Linked DNA regions of Mus musculus: region 2 is linked to region 1. Evidence: chromatin contacts called from ENCODE Hi-C or POLR2A ChIA-PET data. All regions are on one chromosome and are shown on one strand. The core of a region is the stretch at or near the end of the contact, and the rest is flanking DNA. Distances in the headings are between cores, read along the strand shown. Region 1 holds the start of D830039M14Rik (RIKEN cDNA D830039M14 gene). Region 2 holds the start of Sar1a (secretion associated Ras related GTPase 1A).

Region 1 (4,664 bases), core at 2,006-4,505:
TGTAAGCCAGCAGGTAGTTGACCTCAGGAAGACACTAAGAGAAGCTCTGAGGAAGATGCTTAGGAAAAAGGGCTGGGCTTGAAAGAGAGGTAACTAATCAAATGGGTAGCCATAGTCTAGTTTAAATGGATTAAATAAGAGCTCTCCTGGGAATAGCCAACACATTTAATAATAAATAGTCTCAGAGTCATCACTTTGGGAGATGGGCCTGGGAAAGGAAAAACAGTTAAAAATTATTTTAACACAGAGAGAATGGAAGAGAAGGGCAAAGCCCGCCAGAGCCATGCTTGCCACACTCCAGCTGGCCAGAGTCCTTTCATCCTTTATGCTCAACAACTTGGAAAAGCAAGGACTGAAACAGCAGCCCTCTATCGGCTGCTGAGAGGCATGAGACCTGAGCTGTTTGGCTCTGAGAGGTGTGACAAGCTGAACTGTCTGGAAAGTTATTAATAGACACAGGCCCTGGGATCCTAAGCCTCAGAAGACTGTGAACCAGGAGGCTTTCTGACAAAGTCCAGTGCATGTAGCAGTGAGCCAGAGGTTGTTCTGGTGAGGTGAGGTGAGGACCACAGCTGAAGTTGATCTCTGATTTCGACTTACATGTGTATGTGCCTGTGCTCACAGATGAACACCACACACACACGGACATGGACACACATACACTTTTTTAAAAAAAGTCAATTCAAAGGGGTCTGTCAGGAACCTCAACAGGACAAACTCACTAGGGAAAATAGTACCTGTTCTAGAATCAGGTCACTTCAGAAACAGCAGAGGGCCTGCCTAAAATGTAGCCAGCTGAGTGGTCCTTGTGCCCATTGTTTATTGTCATATGAGTGTCCTCTGCTTCGTTAGGCAATGAGTCATCATTAAGCAATGTATCTTGTCTCCTTTCACAGAGTTCTCAAGGATGGAGAAGCAGAAAGGACTCTAAGAGCCCAGGCCATTATATCCCTAATGGGAGGTGTTGGGTTATGACTAGTTTATTGCTTAGCCTGGTAGGGAGGGGCCTAGTGAACCTGGTCAGTTTCAGGGACTTCCTGAAGCTAATTTGAGTTTGTTTACCTTCCTCTTTAAGGAGGTTCCCAAAGCTATTTTAAGTGCTTATTGCTTAAGGAGCTTCCTACAGGAAGCAGTGTTTTTGGAAACTGTTACACAACAGGAGATCTGTGAAGTGGCTACATTTTAGAAGCTGTGGTCCTGGTGGCTAGTCTGGCAGCCGTGAATACAAATTACTCAAAAGAACAGCAGCATCTTTTGCTAGTCTGATTTACTGACTAGAAATTTAGTGACACAAAAGGGTTAAAATGTTGCAGGTCCAGAGCCAGACTGGCATTTTGTGGCATCTTTATGTCCTTTAACAACTACTGATTGCTCTGCCCTCTACTTGGCTTAACATCTTTGTAACTATCCAGTAAGTCAGAGTGCAAGAACAGATCTCTAGTTTCCGATCAACCAAAGGGCTAAGAATGCTCTCAGGCTAGCATCTGGGGCCTATAGCTGAGATCTTTTTCTCCTTTGCTGTAGCCTGTTTACCTGATATCCTCACCAATACAATTGAAAAGTGCCTTGTTTTTACGTTTTTCTTTGTTCTTCATTAAGAGGCTGGAGAGACAGCTACACCGTTCCTTTGCAAGGGTTGTCCAATCATGTACAGGATGGTTCATAGCTGTTTGCAACTCCAATCCCAGGAGATTTGACCCCTCTTTTGGCCTCTGAGGACACCAGACACATAGGTGGTGCACAAATACACACGCGGGCAAACACGCATAAAATAACTAAAAAAAAAAAAAAAAAGCACAAAATAATTCACAATTTTTATCAAACTGTTACCATGTTGGGACATGGAATAACCTGTATTTGTGTTCCCGGGCTAGGGTCGCTCCTATTTGGCTCTAGGATAAGCCATCTCTGATCCCCTTTGAGGTGAGAGTTGTGTTTTTGCGTCGCAGCAGCGCTGGACTCCACAGTCCCTTCATCAGTTCTCACAGCGACCCGTGAAGCAGGTAGACTTTAGTTCCATGTTTACTTTAGTCTGAAGAGATGAAGTTACAGTGCGGCTTCAATTAGCGTTTCTTTGCGTTTTCCAAAGTTCCCCGATCTGCTGAACCCGGCTCATCCGTGGAATTAAAAACAAAATAAAATCCAGCCTGGAGAAGCATCCTACACAAGAAGATGCAGGGCCCCGCCCCTAGCGCGCTGGCTTTGCCGACTCCACACAAAGCGGTTCCTCCCTTGGTTCCCGAGCGCGCAGGAGGAGTTGCGCGCTGATTGGTGCGCGCGGGCGGAGCGCTGGCCCCTCCCCGCCCTGGGTCGTATCCTGGTGTCACTATTGGCTGAGCGGCCGTGCGCGCTGAGCTCCCTGCCCCTTTGGCTCCGCCCCTCGGGCTCAGAACTTGCACCGGGTGCCGTCGGTCGCCGCGGGAGCGTGAGTGCTGGGCGCTGGGCTCTAGGACGCATTGTCGCCGTAAGTGCTGCCTCCAGCGGCCCACAGGCTTCGCGCCGCGCTGAATAACGGTGGCCAGAGGCCGAGCGTGGCAGGGGCAGAAGGGAAAGCACTGGGCTTGGCCGTGTCCCTTCCCCTCCCCCAGCACACCTGGTAGCACCGAGTCATGGCTCGGGCGGTGCCCAGAGGTCATGGACTATCGCTTGCGGTAGTGGGAGGCTCGTGGTTAGAGCTCTCGGACAGCCCGGCTTCCGTCTCCCCAGTGAGACGCCCTTGCCCATCGGGAGAGGCAGCTGCGCATGTCACTTGGGAGTGTGCCTCTCCGCCCCTGGCAGCGTGGGACGCCCCCGGCCTCTGCGATCACCAGCGTCCCCCCTCTGCTTGCTCCATTTGTCCCAGTTCCTGTCTGCCAGGCCAGCGCGAGGCTGGAGACGAGCAGCCACTGGCTGTGAGAATGGGGTCCAGGGATCCTGTCCTTGGCCACTGTGTACTGTCGGTACAGTCTAAGGATGCTCACGCGGGGCTCCCCAACTCTAAAGCTGAGCTGCGAAACCAGGCGCCAACGTGTCCAGCTCATTGCCCCAGCGGGCTCTTTCCCCTGGGTGAGAAAGTGGGTCATCTCTGCTCTGGTCTCGAGTGGACCTTTGGGACTGTTGGGGTGTGATTAGCATTGTGCCCCTTACCTCGCCACATCAGCTCTTGGCTTCAGCAGGGTCCCGAAGTCTGTCTGGAGCCAGCGGAGCCAGCGGTGGGGCAGATCGTGCGCATGGCTGCGGAGGCTCCGGTTGCCCCGCAGAGCGGCTGCCAGGCTCTAAAGTTCCCAGTTGACCACAACAGTAACTAAATATAGGACCAGCTGGTGCGGCCGGAGTGTCGCAGTGGCTCCTTTGCAGAGATCTTAGGGCTGCAGATAATGAAGTTGAGTTCTGACCCTTAAAGACTGGGTCATTGCCATGGTCAAGGTTTAAATACCTCAGCCCCAAGTTTGGAATTTAGGTGAGATCAGTTTCAGATCTGCCAGAGAAATTATACAGTGTTCACAATCATAGCTTCCTCAAAGCAGAATAGCACACTCACCTTCAATTTATTATATGCAAACTTCCTGTCTGTCCTTGTTTGATGACCTAATAGTTGGTCCTGGCTTAATGCAGGAAGCCCTTAATGGCTTGCAGAGTCTTTTCTTAGAAGTGATTTTTTTTCAGTTAATTTTTATTAACAGTTTCATTGAGGAAGGTGATGTTTCCATCTCACAACTGGGGCTGCCCCACAACATTGAGAGCTTTCCAGAATTCTGCTTGCATTAGTTAGGCTCCTCAGGAAGGCCTCCAGAGGTCTGGAACAGACCGCAGGCCTTCTCTGTGGCTTGTCTTTATCTACCTGTTGCTGGCACCCTATGGGCCCTTCTTCTGGGGTCATGCCACAGGCCTCACCCCCAGGCTGTGCAGGCATATAACTGGTTCATTTTGTCTCCCAGTGGGAAGTTTGTATCATCAGGCATGTCCAACCAGTGGGCCTGGTTTGTCCCAGGAGAGCTATAAGTGCAGCTTAATAGACATGCAATTTAAAAATGCTGTGGTTGCAGTATCATTCTAGTCCACACCCAATCTCTCTCTCTCTCTCTCTTTATTGTCCAGCATGGCTTTTATAGATGGTGACCAGAAGATTTCAAATTTAAACATATCCTGGGGCTGTGTTACAAACTGGTGGTGGGAGGGCACAGGTGAGCTGTCTTGTTCTGTAGCTCAGGCTGACCTGGGACTTGGGGTCCTCCTGTTTCAGTTTTCCTTGTGCTGGGGTTATAGGTATTTGCCACCATGTCTAGTTTCCTTGAAAATTTCTGAGTCTCCCCTATCCAGAGTCTGGGATAGGTGGCCCTGGTTGTACGGGAGCAGCATGGGCCTATGTGTCGGGCCCATGTGGGCCCATTGCTCCTGTTTCTCCCTGACTCTCTGCCACCACCATCCTTATGTGGTAGATTGACTGTATTCCTGCTTCTAGGAGCCTAGAACCTAGACTTGTGGGGCCGGCCTGGGATCTGTGGATTGTTCTGGTTGCAGAGGGGTGCCCAGTGCCTTGATTGTCCAAAGAGTGCTGATGTGCGTGCAGGCAGCTTGTGAATGGGCTCAGATCGTTTATGTAGATGTGGGGGCAGCCCACAGCCTGGTCTCTTGTTTGACATGGACAATTGTCTGTTCCTCTTTTTAAAACATACAAAAGAAAA
Region 2 (4,328 bases), core at 938-3,437, 200 kb after region 1:
GGTTGAGAACCTTTCGGAAGCTTGTACCTCTTCTTAGGTCTGTTTAATAAACTGGCTAACTTCACGTCACTCTGATTCTTCTGAGCTGCAGGCAAATGCCTGTCTTTACTTGAATGGGATGGGGAAAGGAGCCCCTTGGGCTGCTCGTGCAGGGCTGGACTGCATCTCTTCTTGGCACTCACAAGCCAAGCTGCCCTCAGAGTTCAGAGGTTCTCCTGCCTCTGCCCCCCGAGGGCTGGAATGTAGCTGTATTCTGATACACCTTGCTGCATTGTTTTTTTGATTTTTAAAATGACCTTAGTCAGTTTGTGTCTATGAACATTTTACTTACATATATGTGTGTTGTGTGTTCTAAGAAGCCTTGAAGGTCAGAAAAGGGTGCTGGATCCCGTGGGACTGGAGTTACAGATGCTTGTGAGCAGCCATGTGGGTGCTGGGATTGAACTCATTCTTAGGGGAGATGTCACATGTACTTTTTAGCTTGGTGACCTCATGACTGAGACCTCACCAGACCCTCCTGTAGCTTTAGACCCATTTTTATGAAATGCCTGGTATCAAACTCTGGAAGTTGGAACCAACACTGGCTAACTAAGTCGCACTCACTTGCTTTCCTTCTTAGTTCACAGGAACCATTCCTTTGCCAGCCCTGGCATTTGCAGAGACTGCCCTCCCCACCCCACTTTCTGTGGTTCTGGAACTTGAACTCAGGTTGTCAGTCTTGATCTTTGAGCAGTGTGACTGCTAATCTTGGTTGTCAAGTTGATCACATCTGGAATTAACTAAGATGAAAGCAGCTGGTCACACCTGTGAGGGATTTTTCTTGATCGGATCATATGAAGTGGGAAGACCCACCCTAAATCTGGGCCACACTCTCGAGTGGCAGCCCACATAAAAGGACATGGAAGGAGGAGGCGTTTGCTTTTTTGCCTGCTTGCCCTCACTCTCCCTGGCAAGTTCATCTGTTCTGTTGTTGAGGCATCCCTCCATTGATATTAGGACCTACTTCTTTGGGATTCCAACTTCGACTGAAGACTACTGGCTATGTAGTAGTTCCCTAGATTCTCAGCATCAGATTGGGACTGCTGAGCCTATCAGTCTGGTATGGTCTGAACCATTACCCAACTCTTGGCCTTCCCATTGGGAAACAACCAATTGTTGGACTACTCAGACCACAGCCTGTAAGCCACTCTAATAAATCCTCTTAACGATATATTGGGGTTAGAGAGATGGCTGAGCAGTGAAGAGCACTGGATGGTCTTCCAGAGGACTTGGGTTCAATTCCCAGCAGAGATATGCTCACTAGAATCTCACCATGGTCTATAACTCCCGTTCCAGGAGATCTGACACCCTTTTGGTCTCTGCAGGCAACAAACATGTACATAGTACAGACATTCATGCAAACAAAACACTTGTAAATATTTTTTAAGTTGCACATGTATAATTATTCTATCTCTGTTCCTTATTTATTCGTTTGTTTAAGACAGGGTATCGCCGTGTAACTCTGGCTGGCCTGGAACTCAGAGATCCATAGACATTAGCTTCCCAAGGGCTGGCATTAAAGGCGTGCATCACAATGCGGGGCCAGTTGTGGTTCCTCTGAGAGCCCTGGCTAAAACAGTAGGCAAACCTACCTTGACCTGATGGATGAGCTATTTTGCAAGCCCCAGTTAACTGATTTGTTCAGTGGAGCTATTAATACGTACTGAGGGTTAAACCAGATGAAGGATCCCAAGCAGTCAGGGTACTGCCCAAAACTGCTCATTAAACTCTTGTTGCTTTTATTTAGAAAGCTGAAAAATAGAAACGCTATCCCAAGGCGGGGAAAACAACTTAAAACGATGACTAGGTGACATCCACCTAGGTTGAGGTCTCCAAAGTCAATTCTACTGTCCTAGACTCTACTGATATCTGGCAGCCTCCGCTTCTGATGTCCGGCGCGCGTCTGAAAACATACTGGGATCGGAAGCCCCAGGCTGCTTAAGTAGCTGCTTAAGTTGGGGACAGAAGCCCAGGCCGCCTGACAGACGCTGCCACGTCTTACCCCGCTTGAGAGCCTCCACAGAGCGGGCGGAGCCTCACCCCGAGCGTACGTCACTCCTTAGGCCCGCCTCTCCGCGGCCAGAGTGGCTGTTAGGGCGGTACCCACAGCCCGGACGGCGTGACGCGTCGAGGGGGCGGGGCACGTGCGTGCCCGGAAGTCTCAGGGAGGGGCGTGACGTACATCCGGCGCGTAGCTGGCGGACCCGGGGACTGCTGGTCTGTGTGCTCTGAGGGAGGGTCGCGCCGCCAGCCACCGCCGGAGGAGCCCCTCGGGCCGTGAGTCGGGGCCCCAGCGGAGGAGGTGGCGGTGGGGCAGCGGGCCCGGGACGGGCCACAGCGAAGGCCGGGGCGCGGGGCCGCCGCGGAGGGGCTGGGTGGGGGTGCAGTGACACGCAGGCGGTTCCGCGGGCCGGCTCTGGGCGGGGACGGGCTGCGGGGTGGCGTGGCGGCGGTCGGGGTTTTTTTTGGGGGAGGAGACGGCTTCGTGGCCTCCATAGCGGAGGAGTCTGGTTCCTCGGTGAGGATAGCTGGAGCCCTGGCACTCATCCTTGCGTTCTGCAGATCGTGGCCCTCGAGTAGCGAGTGGGCGCTCGAGCCCCACGTTCAGCCTCTGGGTATCCGATGCCCTGTCTGGAACCCATGGTCTCTCCCTCCACCAACACCCCACTCCCATCCACCCTTTTTATTTTTCCTGTGCATGGAAAAATTCCCTCTTGGGCGATTATCGTAGATGAATGTTTTCTTCGTCATTTTTACCCAGGTGAGAATGGTACCGACCAATGGTACCATTGGTAGTCGTACCCTTTCTCAGTATCCTCCCTCACTGGGTGTTTCTTCAGTACCTGGGCACTGTCCGCTCAGGTTGAGAAGGGAGGGTTAGGGGGGAATTGTCAGGAAGCTGATCTTTGACATTCACCTTGCAGCTACGTAGACTTTCTTAGTTAATAGCCAGCTGCCTTCTATCCCAGATTCACCCGGAGTGAATATGTTTGAGAGTACGTTTTTTATTGCTTGATGGTCTTTCTGGCACTTGTTTGTTCCCATCTTGATATTTGCACGGTTTTTACTTAAGGTTCATGAATTGTGTTGTTGGTTTTAATATTCTTAACATTCCATAGATGATAGAGTAGACGAAGAATAGAAAATAGTGTGTTCTTAAGATTATCGTCTGTGTAGGTGGTAGGTTAAGGAAGAAAGTTACCTTTTACCCTTTTGGAAGTCTTATGATTGGAATTTAATATTAGCAGGAAAAGGGCTTTGGTTTTAGGTGAGAGGCTTTTCTTCTTAAATACCTTATTTTTATTTGATGTGAATTGTTGTTTTACCTCCATGTGTGCCTGTGTGAGATCCCCTAGAGATGAAGTTACAGTTCTGAGCCGCATGTGGGTGCTGGGGCTTGAACCCAGGGCCTCTGGGAGAGCAGTTGGTACTCTGAACCTCTGATCCGTCTCTCCTGGCTTTTGGAACTGATGCTTTTGACCGCACAGTCTTGAACAGGACAGGGAGCCTAAAGAGTGTCCTCGTCTTCATCTTGGCTTGCTAGAGTTGGTGGGAGGATGAGATGAAGGTATTTGTGCTGGTGCTGTATAAATTCTAAGGTTGCTGGTGGATGAATTGGTTCAGATCCCGAGATCTCAAGGACAGTGTCAGCAAGGCCATTTCTTCAGCTTTGGGCAGCAGTACAGCCCAACTCTGGGCTCTGAGAGGAGTACTACTTTTTTTTTTTTTTAAGATTTATGTATTTATTTTATGTATATGAGTACACTGTAACTGTTAGACACACCAGGAGAGGGCATCGGATCCCATTACAGATGGTTGTGAGCCATCATGTGGTTGCTGGGAATTGAACTCTGGAAGAGCAGTCAGTGCTCTTACCCACTGAGCCATCTCTCCAGTCCCAGTACTACTTTTTAACATCACTGAAGAATTCATTCTAATACTTTTCCTTATCATTTTGGTAGGAAGGCTTTTAAAACAAGAACTGGGAAGGAAAATAAATTGGAAAATGAAAGTAAGTCAGTTACGTTACCACTTAAAAAAATCCTCTAAAGTATCACATTTGTAGAATTAACCAGGCTGAGAATATTTGCTTTCCTTTTCTTTGTTTTTGTTTTTGTTTTTGTTTTTTGTTTGTTTGTTTGTTTTGTTTTGTTTTCCTTTGAAACAGAGTGTCACTATGTAGCCTACTTTGGCTTGGTGAAGCTGCAACACACTAAAGCTCCTCTTCCTGCCTCAGCCTCTCAGGTGCTGTGGTCAAAGCTTTCACACCCATGTCCATCTTGGGAATT

What was found. Hi-C counts contacts between places; a loop is a spot of excess contacts on that map. ChIA-PET counts read pairs that join two places held with the same protein, here RNA polymerase II (POLR2A).
Region 2: POLR2A ChIA-PET joins it to region 1 with 12 read pairs in embryonic stem cell. The contact joins the promoter of Sar1a here to the promoter of D830039M14Rik in region 1. A Hi-C loop is called at or near these places in 4 of 37 maps with a recorded cell type or tissue (CH12F3, heart and v-Abl transformed pro-B cells). POLR2A ChIA-PET finds 5 or more read pairs at or near these places in 2 of 5 experiments (Patski and embryonic stem cell).

The regions. Positions count from the first base shown.
Region 1 is chr10:61,473,426-61,478,089 of GRCm38, forward strand. It overlaps D830039M14Rik (RIKEN cDNA D830039M14 gene), which reads right to left and starts at 3,256. Exons shown (of 1, transcript NR_166099.1): 1 at 1,802-3,256. It overlaps Lrrc20 (leucine rich repeat containing 20), which reads left to right and starts at 2,408. Exons shown (of 5, transcript NM_153542.1): 1 at 2,408-2,464.
Region 2 is chr10:61,678,098-61,682,425 of GRCm38, forward strand. Sar1a (secretion associated Ras related GTPase 1A) reads left to right here and starts at 2,188. Exons shown (of 7, transcript NM_009120.3): 1 at 2,188-2,316. 1700022H01Rik (RIKEN cDNA 1700022H01 gene) reads right to left here and starts at 2,193. Exons shown (of 2, transcript NR_126477.1): 1 at 2,042-2,193.